2 separate regions of the Homo sapiens genome follow, and region 1 is linked to region 2. Evidence: chromatin contacts called from ENCODE Hi-C or POLR2A ChIA-PET data. All regions are on one chromosome and are shown on one strand. The core of a region is the stretch at or near the end of the contact, and the rest is flanking DNA. Distances in the headings are between cores, read along the strand shown. Region 1 holds the start of CFAP410 (cilia and flagella associated protein 410). Region 2 overlaps TRPM2 (transient receptor potential cation channel subfamily M member 2).

Region 1 (6,428 bases), core at 3,863-6,362, 36 kb after region 2:
GAACATTCTGCCTGCTTGGTGTAGAAGAGCTCAGAAGGCACTGCTCTGAGACTTTTCTGTCATCCCACATCTTACACCAACCTGAGGACTAAGCTCTGATTTTTTTTTTTTTTTTTTTTGAGGTGGATTCTCGCTCTGTGGCCCAGGCTGGAGTGCAGTGGCGCGATCTCGGCTCACTGCCAAGCTCCGCCCTCCAGGTTCACGCCATTCTCCTGCCTCAGCCTCCCAAGTAGCTGGGACTACAGGTGCCCACCACCACGCCCAGGTAATTTTTTGTATTTTTAGTAGAGACGGGGTTTCACCATGTTAGCCAGGATGGTCTCAATCTCCTGACCTCGTGATCTGCCCGTCTTGGCCTCCCAAAGTGCTGGGATTACAGGTGTGAGTCACCACGCCTGGCCAGCTCTGATTTTTTTTCTTGCCTATATTCCTATCTAAGGGATATGGAGAGTCATGCCCTACAAACCATAAATTCTCATCAGACGGGTTTTATTTAACCCTATATGTCATAACTTACTTTCCAATCTGACTCTGGCATAACATGACAAGGAATAAAATCAAAATATTTTACCCCGAAACATGTTTCCTGCCATATTTTGAGACGCTCCTGCAAAGCCGTCCTTTGTGGGAGAAAATGTGCATCTGGAAGGAATCTCTATTCACATAGCTTGATCTTTTTCTTCCAGGCCCTCCCAATCCTGACGAGATTAACTGAGAGTCTAGCACCTTTTAAAGGTGTGAATAGGAAACATTCGTCATCGATTGTCTCTAAGGGCAGCCATTAAAGACTTCAAAAGAACCTTGGTCCCCACAGTCTTTTTTTTTCTTTTTTTCTGTGCAGTGGCGCAATCTCGGCTCACTGCAAGCTCCGCCTCCCGGGCTCACACCATTCTCCTGCCTCAGCCTCCCGAGTAGCTAGGACTACAGGCGCCCGCCCCCATGCCCAGCTAATTTTTTTGTTTGTTTTTTGTATTTTTAGTAGAGACAGGGTTTCACCGTGTTAGCCAGGATGGTCTCGATCTCCTGACCTCGCGATCCGCCCGCCTCGGCCTCCCAAAGTGCTGGGATTACAGGCGTGAGCCCCCGTGCCCAGCGGTCTCCACAGTCTTTTATCTGAACCTGAGCATTTCCTTTCTATGGATCCCAGGTCTTTAGACAAACTCAACCGTCAACCAGAAAATGTTTAAATTCACCGATAGCCTGGAAGCCCCCACTTTGAGTTGTCCCGCCTTTCTGAATCAAACCAACGTATTTCTTAAATGTATTAGATTGCTGTCTCATGCCTTCCTAAAAAGTAAAAAACCAAGCTGTGCCCCGACCACCTTGGACACATGTTCTCAGGATTTCCTGAGGGCTGCGTCACGGGCCATGGTCATTCATATCTGGCTCAGAATAAATCTCTTAAAATATTTTACAGAGTTTGACTCTTTTTGTCAACACCACGATATAGAAGGTTAAATAAAACCCATCTGATGAGAATTTATGGTTTGTAGGGCATGACTGTCCATGCCCTTTAGGAATTTGGGCAAGATAAAAAAAGAAAAATCAGAGTTTAGTCCTCAATTACTTCAAGGCCGAGAGTGAGTTCTGGCCTTGAAGTAATCTTGTTGGAGACAGAATGAGGTGTCCGGTCCCTTTCAGGAGCTGACCCCTGAAGCTTCCAAGCAAAGAGATGACCAGATAAGTGAGCATGGTGTGTGCTTAACAGGCATCCAGGTAAACTAAATGTGCATAAGGCCTGAGAGCACAGGATGGGAACGGAGTGGAGGTTCACATTCCCAGGCTGTATTTCAAGATGGAAGGTAACACAAGCAGCTTGTCTCAGTTACATCTTCAGACTAGGGTGGAGGAGGAGGAAAGGGGAAAGGGGAAAAAGTTTTAAAACATGGTTTGAGGCTTAGCTGTGTGAAAGGAATATAAAGCTCAAGACCTTAAAATCACTAAGTCAAGGGAAAAGTCAGCTGGAAAATGCATCAGGCAAACCTGCCTCCAATTTTATTCCTAAATAAGATCGCTACAAAGATAAAAAGCTATGAAGCTCCCTCACAATTTGCCCACAAGGAAATTCCTTGTGGGCCTCAAGATCTTTACCCTCAAACAGTTCTGTTGAATTTCACCCTGGAATGTAAACTGATAGCTGATCTTCACAGGTGTGGGACAGGAGGTCATCCCCCTGCTCACCGGAGACACATGCCTATCTGTTTGCTTTCTCTGCCTTATTGTTTATGTAAAAATGCAGATTTACTAAGCTAGACCAAATTGTGTATTCAGTGAAAGGACTCAAAAGAATGCAATCTTTTGTCTCTTATCCACCGATGACCTGGAAGCTGGAAGCCTCCCTCCACCCCCACAACCCCACCCGGCCTTCAAGGTGTCCTGCCTTTCCAGACTGAACTAATGTACATCTTTTTTTTTTTTTTAAGACGGAGTCTCGCTCTTGTTGCGCAGACTGGAGTGCAATGGCACAGTCTCGGCTCACTGCAACCTCTGCCTCCCGGGTTCAAGCGATTCTCCTGCCTCAGCCTCCAAAGTAGTTGGGATTACAGGCGCCCACTGTCAGGCCTCTGAGCCCAAGCTAAGCCACCATGTCCCCTGTGACCTGCACGTACACATCCAGATGGCTGGTTCTCGCCTTAACTGATGACATTCCACCATAAAAGAAGTGAAAATGGCCTGTTCCTGCCTTAACTGATAACATTGTCTTGTGAAATTCCTTCTCCTGGCTCATCCTGGCTCAAAAGCTCCCCTACTGAGCACCTTGTGACTCCCACTCTGCCCGCCAGAGAACAACCCCCCTTTGACTATAATTTTCCTTTATCTACCCAAATCCTATAAAACGGCCCCACCCTTATCTCCCTTCACTGACTCTCTTTTCAGACTCAGCCCACCTGCACCCAGGTGAAATAAACAGCTTGATTGCTCACACAAAGCCTGTTTGGTGGTCTCTTCACATGGACACGAGTGAAACCCACCACCGCGCCCAGCTAATTTTTTGTATTTTTAGTAGAGACAGGGTTTCACTATGTTGGCCAGGCTGGTCTCGAACTCCTGACCTCAGGCCATCCACCTGCCTCAGCCTCCCAAAGTACTGGGATTATAGGCGTGAGCCACCGCGCCCGGCTTAATGTACATCTTATACATATATTTTTTCTTCTTTTTCCATCTTACACATATTGATTGATGTCTCATGTCTCCCTAAAAATGTATGAAAGCAAGCTGTGCCCCAGCCACCCAGGGCACATGTCATCAGGACCTCCTGAGGCTGTGTCATGGGCTTGTCCTTAACCTTGACAAAATAAACTTTCTAAACAGATTGAGTCCTGTCTCAGATATTTTGGATTCACAGCTGCTAAGCTGCTCGGTTACAATTGAAGGCTCATGGGTTAGGGGTTGTTCAAAGGTAGTTTGGTGAACAGGGGGCTAGGGCATGGGGAGTGCTGATTGGTTAGGTGCGAGATGAAATCTAGCTGTCCTTTTGGTCCTTTTGTGCTGCATGGCTTCTGGGTGGGGCCACAGGAGCTGTTGGCAAGACATTTAGCTGGATCCATCCGTGTGAGACATGCAAGAAACCTGCAAAGGTACAATAGTGATGTTACCTGCAGGAGTAATTGGGGAAGTAGCTTATCTTGTGACCTCCAGAATAATGGCTGACGAATGTTTACATCTGCATCTTAGTGGAATTCATGCTCCTCTATCCTTCTAGGCTGGTAGTGTAACCGCCCAATGGGTTCGCCTTGCCCACTGCCTAGACAGAACCGATTTATCAAGGCAACGGAATTGCAATGGAGAAAGAGTAATACACACAGAGCTGGCTGTGCAGGAGAGCAGAGTTTTATTATCACTCAAATCAGTCTCCCCAAGCATTCGGGGATCCGTGTTTTTAAGGATAATTTGGCGGGTATGGGCTCAGAAAGTGGTGAGTGCTGATTGGTCAGGTCGAAGATTAAATCATAGGGGGTCAAAATGAGTTCTGGCTGACTTCTGTCCCTGGGTGGGATCACACACATGGTTGAGCCAGATTATCCGTTTGGGTGGTGTCATCTGCTGCATCTGAATGCAGGGTCTACAAAATATTTCAAGCACTGACCTTAAGTTTTGCAACAGTGATGTTATTCCCAGAAGCAATTTGGGGAGGTTCAGACTCTTGCCGCCAGAGGTTGCATGGCCCCTAAACTGTAATTTTTAATCTCGTAGCTTAATTTGTTAGTCCTACAAAGGCAGACTGGTCCCCAGGCAAGAAGGGTTTTTTTGGGAAAGGGCTATTATCAATTTTGTTTCAGTTTAATCTATAAACTAAATTCCTTCCCAAGGCTAGTCTGGTCTACACCCAGGAATGAACAAAAGCAGCTTAGAGGATAGCAGGAAGATGGGGTGGGTGAGGAGATCTTCCCCTGTCATAATTTCTTCAGTTATGATTTTTGCAAAGGCGGTTTCAGTGGTCTCATTAGCTTTACAAAGGCTGTTTAGTTTTGAGGAAGGGCTGCTATCACTTAAACTATAAATGTCTCCCAAAGTTACCTTTGCTTATCCAGGAATAATTAAGGGCAGTTTTAAGGCCAAAGGCAAGATGGGGGTTGGCCAGATCTCCTTCAAGGCCAACCTTCTCTCACCGATACAATTTTTTGCAAAGGCGGTTTCAGAACGTCAGAACGCCTGTCTTAATGTAACTGTGGCCCATGTAACGATGTTTAGAGGGTCTTATCTGATTTCTAAAAGGTTGAAATGCTTGTAAGGGCTCTGCTGGACCTGCCCGTGCGTCTTTCCTATAAATGCGTCTTTTCTGTAAATGCTGGGAGGGAGGGAGACAAGGAATCAACACAGCCCCAGGGCTGCCCTGGGTTTATTCCAAGAGTTTGAATCGCGTAACTTGGAGCTGTGTAGCGCCCATGCCATCCACGCTAGGCCTGCGCTCAGAGTCAGGCCTAGGCACTCGGCCATGATGCGCGTCGGACCGAGCCCACCCCGCTCGGTTCCTGGGAGCAGCAGTTCAGCCCTCACTGGGCCGACTCGGGGACCGCCACCTGCACCCACCCTCTGCTCGCTGCGCGCTTCCGGGGTCGCGTTAGAATCGCGTCAGAGAAGGGCGCCCCAGGCCGCGCATGAGCAGGAGCAGAGCCAACGTGTCAGCGGCGCCCAAGCGGCCCCAGCGGGCTCGCGTCGCCCCGCTCTCCTCACCGAGCCGCCAATCGGCTCAGGATCCGCCCCTGACGACGCGGGCCCCGCCCCTGGAGACACGCGCCGCGCAGTCGTCACCCGCCCGGGATCAGGAGGCCGGGGGCGCCCGCCGGTCGGGCCTGGGCGGCCGCCATGAAGCTGACGCGGAAGATGGTTCTGACCCGGGCCAAGGCCTCGGAGCTGCACAGCGTGCGCAAGCTCAACTGCTGGTGAGGCGGGGCCTGGCCGCGGCCGCCCCGGGGTGGGGGGAGGAGCCGGGGCGGGGCGAGGGCGGAGCCGGAGGGAGGAGCCGGGGCGGGGAGAGGGCGGAGCCGGAGGGAGGAGCCGGGGCGGGACGAGGGCGGAGCCGGAGGGAGGAGCCGGGGCGGGGAGAGGGCGGAGCCGGGGCGGGGAGAGGGCGGAGCCGGGGCGGGGAGAGGGCGGAGCCGGAGGGAGGAGCCGGGGCGGGACGAGGGCGGAGCCGGAGGGAGGAGCCGGGGCGGGACGAGGGCGGAGCCGGAGGGAGGAGCCGGGGCGGGACGAGGGCGGAGCCGGAGGGAGGAGCCGGGGCGGGGCGGGGCGGGGGCGGAGTGGAAGGGGGGAGGGGCAGGGGCGAGGGCGGCGAAGGAGCCGCGGGTGAGGGAGGGGAGGAGGCCGGGGGTCGGGGTCGCCTGGGCCCCCCCCCATTTCCCGGCCCGCCTTTGCCCCGGGTGCCCTGTGGGCTGGGTCTGTTGTCTGGGGTTGCCAGCAGTCACTGGGACCAAGTCGAATAGGAGAGAGAACTGAGCTTTCCAGGACTGAGTCAGGAAACACGTTGGTAATCAGTACTGGGGGCGGCCGTTCCCAGGGTACTCCTAGCAGGTGACAGGAAGGGACGTGGGTGCGGTGGGACCCAGGCAGGCTGAAAGGCAGGTAATGCTGAGTCTCACTGAGCCAAGGAAGACCAGGAGCTTCCAGAAGAGGGAGCCTGGAGTTGAGGCCTGCAAGATCTCCAGGGTTCCCTGGGGACTCAGCAGAGTGACCGCGCCGTGTCAACTGGCCTCACCGTGCAGGCGGGTGTGGGGGTCAGCGAGAGCAGACGCTTCCTCCCAGGGGTGTCCGCAGACTGCCCAGAGTGAGCTCTTCCCTGTTAATTAAAAAGCTTTTCTCTCTGCCCTGGCATATCTGGTGTTTTGGCTACAATTCCCGTGTCATTTGCTTTCAATAATGCATTTCTTTGTTTTGCATGGGGTGGTCAGTACTCCCACTAAGCTGGGAGAAACAACAACCCTGTT
Region 2 (6,551 bases), core at 373-2,872:
ATTCCCAGGGGACCTGCCTGTTCCACATCAATGAGCAGACTCAAGAGCCCCCCGCCACCCACACTTCCCCGCTCGCTTGCTTCCCATCCACCCCTGCCTGCTTTCTTGGGAGGGAGGGAGAGGGGCTATGGACAATCAGAGCTGAGGCCCCAAGCAGGTGGCACAACCTGCCACGCGTGGATGCGAGCAGCATGCGGCACGTCCATCCTGTGTCCATCCGCCCAGCCCCACCCTGAACTTCATCCAGCCCAACAGCAGTGGAGCCTGAGAAGGACTTGGCAACCCCTTTCCCCAGGCAGCAAACTCTGTCTGTGAGCCCCCCATGGGCCCATCGTCTTCACACACTCACCCACACATCCCACCCCAGATGTCCTAGTCAAGCAGGTTCTCAAAGTGTGGTCCCTGAACTGCAGCATCGCCCTCACCAGGGAACGTGCTCCTACTAGTCAAGCAGGTTCTCAAAGTGTGGTCCCTGGTCCCTGAACTGCAGCATCGTCCTCACCAGGGAACGTGCTCCTACTAGTCAAGCAGGGTTCTCAAAGTGTGGTCCCTGGTCCCTGAACTGCAGCATCGCCCTCACCAGGGAACGTGCTCCTAATGCAAGTTCTCAGCCCACCTGGAGCTGCTGAGTTGGACCCTGGGGCTGGGGCCCACAAGCTGGTGAGGAACCCTCCAGGGGAGTTCGATGCACAAGGAACCCTGCAAGGGACCCCAGCCCACCCAGCCACAGGTCAGACACCTCCCGTTCACCATCTCCTCTTTGAACCCTCCTCAAGTGATATGCAAAACCCCGCACTTGACCTCCCGACGTCCTCAAACCCATCCCATCCCACCTATGAGGAAAAAGGTATCAAATCCTAAGTTTTGACTATCGTACATTCTGATTTCTGAACCTGAGAGCAGACCATGATCAAGGTTTAAAATAATTGTAGGGCCAGGCACAGTGGTTCAAGCTTGTAATCCCAGCACTTTGGGAGGGTGATGGGAGGATCCCTTGAGCCCAGAAGTTCGAGGCTACAGTGAGCTGAGATCACACCACTGCGCTCCAGACCCTGTCCCAAAAAAAATGTAGGTTGGCCCATTACCTGCGAGCACACAGGTGAGCTGCCAGCCCCCCAGACCGCCCTCCCACTGGCTAAAATGGGCAAGAGAAGATGACCCTCCTGGAACAAAGTATAAAGAGACACGGGAAAGAAACCCAGGTGTGTTCTGAGGACGTTCCGAGTACCATGAACATCCTGGTTGTGACCAGCTGTACCTGACAGTCTGACCAGCTCACCGCGCTCTCTGCCGAGTGCCACGAATGACCTGTGACCAGCTGTACCTGACACTCTGACCAGCCCACTGCACTCTCTGCCAAACGCCAGGCCTGTTGAACGTCCTGGTCGTGACCAGCTGTACCTGACACTCTGACCAGCCCACTGTGCTCTCTGCCCAATCACCCTCGAAAGCAAGCTCCCCTACCTCCTCTTTCCTTGGTCTGCTCCGATATGAACTTCTCCAGCCTGGTCCTCAGAGGAATCTCCACCCCGTACTGGCCGTGGGTCCCGTCGTCCACGAGGATGAAGTGAGAGTGGTTGCTGTCTAGGCAGGTCAGGTTCCCTTGGCCATCCTCATCCAGTATGTACTCGGCGGGGAAGCTGCCCTGGGATGGCCAGGAAGCGTCAGACACTGCTTCTGGAAAGCTCTGCCTCTCTAACGCGAGCAGGCTGAACACCGGCCCTCACAGAGACCAGGTCCCAGTCCCTGGAATCTGTGGACGTGGCCTTATTGGAGAAAGCGACTTTGCACATGTGATCGAAACATGAGATTAACTTGGATGATCCGAGTGGGCCCAAAATACCATCACAGGTGTCCTTACAGGAGAGAGGTGGTGGGGGACACACACAGGAGAGGAGGCCGAGGGACCACAGAGGCAGGGGCAAGTGACATAGCCACAAGTGGAGAAAGCCGGACCCCCCAGGAGTGGAGGAGGCGGGGAAACAGACGTGTGACCCTGACTTCAGAGTTCTGTCCTCCAGACACGTGAGAGACCACAATGCTGCTGTTTCAGGCTTGAGGCCATTTGTTACGGCAGCCACAGGAAACGGATACAGGTCTGGGGTGAGGAAGTGGGCTGCTGCTGCAACAAACACCTAAAAATGTGGAAGTGGCATTGAAACCGGCAATGGGGAGACGACGGGAGGATTTAGAAGCACCATGAATGGAAAACGTCTCAACGTCCTTGAAGAGAATGTTGGTGGGAATGTGGTATTAAAGGCCTTGCGGAGACGGGCGCGGTGGCTCACGCCTGGAATCCCAGCACTTTGGGAGGCCAAGGCGGGAGGATCACCTGAGCCCTGGAGTTCGAGACCAGCCTGGACGACATAGCGGATCTCATGTCTACAAAAATGAAAAAATTAGCCGGGCATGGTGGTGCACACCTGTAGTCCCAGCTACTTGGGAGGCTGAGATGGGAAGATCACTTGAGCCCGGGAGGTCAAGGCTGAGGATCGCACCAACATACTCCAGCCTGGGCAACAGTGAGACCCTGTCTCAGAAAAAAAACAACTCGCAGTAAGGGCTCAGAAGGAAGTGAGGAGCAGGGCAGAGAGGGCTTTGTTGCCCTAGAGCAGGGGTCCCCCACCCCCTGGGCCATGGACTGGTAATGGTCTGTGGCCTGTGAGGATCTGGGCTGCTCACAGCAGGAGGTGGGTGGTGGGTGAACGAGCGAAGCTTCATCCCTATTTACAGCCGCTCCCCATCGTGTGTGTGACTGTCCGAGCTCCACCTCCTGTCAGATCCGCGGCATTAGATTCTCATGGGAATACTAACCTTACTGTGAACTGTGCATGCGAGGGACCTAGGTTGTACTCCCCTTACGAAAATCTAATGCCTAATGATCTGTCACTGTCCCCCATCACCCCCAGATGATGGGACCGTCTAGCTGCAGGAAAACAAGCTCAGGGCTCCCACTGATCCTACATTATGGTGAGCTGTATGATTACTGCATTATATATTACAATGTAATAATAGAAATAAAGTGCACAATAAACGTAACGTGCTTGAATCATCCCCAAACCAACCGCTTACCACCCCGCCCCCATCTGTGGAAAAACTCTCTTCCACGAAACCAGTTCCTGGTGCCAAAAAGGCTGGGGACCGCTGCCTTAGAAAATATATATACGGGCCAGGCACGGTGGCTCACGCCTGGAATCCCAGCACTTTGGGAGGCCAAGGTGGGCAGATCAGTTGAGGTCAGGAGTTCGAGACCAGCCTGGCCAACATGGTGAAACCCCGTCTGTACTAAAAATACAAAAATTAGCTGGGTATGGTGGCACATGCCTGTAATCCCAGCTACTCGGGAGGCTAAGGTGGGAGATTTGCTTGAACCCGGAAGGTGGAGGTTGCAGTGAGCCAAGATCGCACCACTGCACTCCAGCCTGGGCAAAAGAGCAAGGCTCCATCTCAAAAAAAAAAAAAGAGAGAGAGAGAGAATACATATACTGGCATGAACAGAATTTTAGCAGAAAAATGAACATCACAGTTGCTTCTTCTGGTGAGGGCTCAGAAGGAAGTGGGAAATGTGGTACTGGAGACTGGAGGGAAGGCCAACTTTGCTGCAGAGTGACAGAAAGCCTGGCTGAATTGTGCTGTGCAGTTTTGTGGAGAGCAGAACTGTAAATGATGAACTTGAAGATTTAGCCGCAGAGATCTCCAAGCAAAGTGTTCAAGTTGTGGCCTGGCTTTTTTTTCTTGCTGCTTCTCACAAAATGCAAAAGGAAAGAGAGAAATTGAGGGAAAAACTGACAGACAAAATGGAACCAGGACTTGATGATGTGGGAAATTCTCAGCCTATCCGGGTCGCATATAATGCAGGTCGCATATAATGCAGGTCGCATATAATGCAGGTCGCATATAATGCAGGTCGCATATAATGCAGGTCGCATATAATGCAGAAAATGAAAAGAGATTCACTGTTCGAAAAGCAGACTCTAAAGAGAAGGCCAACGGCCAAGCGCAGTGGCTCACACCTGTAATCCCAGCACTTTGGGGGGCCGAGGCGGGCGGATCACTTGAGGTCAGGAGTTCGAGACCAGCCTGGCCAACATGGAGAAACCCTGTCTCTACTAAAAATACAAAAATTAGCTGGGCATGGTGGTGGGTGCCTGTAGACCTAGCTACTCAGGAGGCTGAGGCAGGAGAATCACTTGAACCCAGGAGGCGGAGGTTGCAGTGAGCTGAGATCGCACCACTGCACTCCAGCCTGGGCAACAGAGTGAGACTGTCTCAAAAAAAAAACAAAAAGAAAAAAGAGAGAGGGCCAAGGGTGTGTCTAAACAACCTCCTGCTAGTGATGAAGAGACCAGGCAAGGAGACTGCAATTCACTCAACCATCTCAGAAGCCAGGAGTGGAGACAGCATCACAGGAAAGGTCTGCAGAGCCCTTTTTGTCTACTGGCAGAAATTCCTATGGCATTCAAAGGAGGACTGCAAGGTTTTCACAAATGTTATATCAACAACAACACTGCAAATTTGGACTGAAAGGGACAGAGACGGGATAAAATGAAAGGTCGTCAGACTCCTTAAAATCTTCAAGCAGACTAAAAGCTATAACCTTCAGGGAAAAGGATCGTCCTGAAGGCAGGGCCGTGGACACAGAGCAGGGTAGGGGGTGCCCAAGCCACAGAGGGGTCTCCCCGGTCTTATCACCTAGTGCATTCTGCCTGCCGGGTTTTGGAATTGCCTGGGGCTGGTGATGCCTTCGTTCCTCCCGTGTTCCCCCATTGGGAATGAGAGTGTCTGCAGCTGTGATGCTACACCTGCTCTTCCCTTGTATTTTGGAGATAGGTGACTTGTTTTCTGGTCTCACAGGTGCACATATGAAGAGAAATTCTGCCCCAGAATGGATCAGACCCAGAGTCTTCAGCGTCCCTGACTTAAATGATGACATTTGGGACTTTTGAGCTGATGATATTTTTGTTTGTTTGTTTTGTTTTGCTTGAGACGGTGTCTCGCTCTGTCACCTGGGCTGGAGTGCAGTGGCACAACCTTGGCTCGCTGCAACCTCCGCCTCCCAGGTTCAAGCGATTCTCCTGCCTTGGCCTCCCAGTAGCTGGGATTACAGTCGCCTACCACCATGCCCGGCTAATTTTTTGTAGAGACGGGGTTTCTCCATGTTGACCAGGCTGGTCTCAAGCTCCTGACCTCAGGTGATATGCCTGCCTTGGCCTCCCAAAGTGTTGGGATGACAGGTGTGAGCCACCGCACTCGGCCAAGCTTATGATATTTACATGAGATTTTGATCTTGGAGTTTCTGCTGTAACAGGTTTGTAGTTGGAGGGGATCATTTTGTTTGGTTTGGTTTGGTTTAGTTTAGACAGAGTCTTGCTCTGTCACCCAGGCTGGAGTGCAGTGGCATGATCTTGGTTCCCTGCAACCTCCAGCTCCTGGGTTCAAGCAATTCTTCTGCCTCAGCTGGGATTACAGGCGCCTGCCACTATGCCCAGTTAATTTTTGTATTTTTAGTAAAGACAGGGTTTCCACCATATTGGCCAAGCTGGTCTTGAACTTTTGTCCTCAAGTGATCCGCCCATCTCAGCCTCCCAATGTGCTGGGATGACAGGTGTGAGCCCCCACACCCAGCCAAGATCTGGCAATGGTGTGAACATATTTTGCCTGTGGAGTGGACAGAAATCTTTGAGGTCAGAGGGAGGACCGCAGTTGGCTGAATCATGGCCACCCAAAGACATCAAGGCCTGCTCATGGACCCGGTAAGTGCTGCTCCTCATTTCCTTGTTTGGAAAAGCATCTTTGCAGATGTCAGTTAAAGATCTGGATATGAAGGCATCACCCTAGATGACCCTAGTGGGACCTACACGCCATCACGAGTGTTCTTACGGAACTCTTGGGGGAGATTTGACACAGGCACACAGAGAAGGCCACGGGACACGGAGGCAGAGACTGGAGGGAGGCGGCCACGGGACACGGAGGCAGAGACTGGAGGGAGGCGGCCACGGGACACGGAGGCAGAGACTGGAGGGAGGCGGCCACGGGACACGGAGGCAGAGACTGGAGGGAGGCGGCCACGGGACACGGAGGCAGAGACTGGAGGGAGGCGGCCACGGGACACGGAGGCAGAGACTGGAGGGAGGCGGCCACGGGACACGGAGGCAGACACTGGAGGGAGGCGGCCACGGGACACGGAGGCAGACACTGGAGGGAGGCGGCCACGGGACACGGAGGCAGAGACTGGAGGGAGGCGGCCATGGGACACGGAGGCAGCGACTGGAGGGAGGTGGCCACTGGCCAGGGAATGCCATCAGCACCCAGACGCTGGAGGCAGCAAGGAATGCTCTTCCCCTAGGCCCTAGAGGGAGGTGGCCCCGCCAACACCGATGGCTGGATGATGGCCAATCGACGCGGATTCCAGATCTGATAGACTAAGTTTCTGCTGCTTTAAGCCACCAGGTTTGTGAGCCTGGGTTACAGCAGCCCCGGGAGACAGACCTAAGGGAGGGCGGCAGCCGGGCTGGGACACACACCCTCCGCCGTCCACAGAGAGGGAGCGT

Evidence for each region. A loop is a pair of places that touch in the nucleus more often than their neighbours do. ChIA-PET counts read pairs that join two places held with the same protein, here RNA polymerase II (POLR2A). Pooled maps may share reads with other maps.
Region 1: a loop to region 2 is called in a map with no recorded cell type, with 6 times the contacts of the local background. The contact joins the promoter of CFAP410 here to the enhancer-like site in region 2. A Hi-C loop is called at or near these places in 5 of 168 maps with a recorded cell type or tissue (CD14-positive monocyte, CD8-positive, alpha-beta T cell, heart left ventricle and 2 more), 3 of 37 single-sample maps with no recorded cell type and 4 of 50 pooled maps. POLR2A ChIA-PET finds 5 or more read pairs at or near these places in 3 of 52 experiments (Caco-2, HEK293T and OCI-LY7).

Annotation. Positions count from the first base shown.
Region 1 is chr21:44,338,074-44,344,501 of GRCh38, reverse strand. CFAP410 (cilia and flagella associated protein 410) reads left to right here and starts at 5,112. Exons shown (of 7, transcript NM_004928.3): 1 at 5,112-5,384. The coding sequence starts at 5,308. RefSeq lists enhancers at 487-1,042, 1,785-2,428, 2,429-3,071, 4,934-5,153 and silencers at 5,154-5,523, 5,824-5,943.
Region 2 is chr21:44,370,927-44,377,477 of GRCh38, reverse strand. It overlaps TRPM2 (transient receptor potential cation channel subfamily M member 2), which reads right to left. Exons shown (of 32, transcript NM_003307.4): 6 at 1,465-1,645. Among named protein-coding and RNA genes, the nearest start is that of TRPM2, 21 kb to the right of the region's middle. RefSeq lists enhancers at 1-148, 6,461-6,551. Within about 2 kb of position 1,622, at least 3 of the 41 ENCODE cell types and tissues checked have a DNase peak (open chromatin) inside an H3K27ac peak, as active enhancers do; they include CD14-positive monocyte, where a contact is called at or near this core.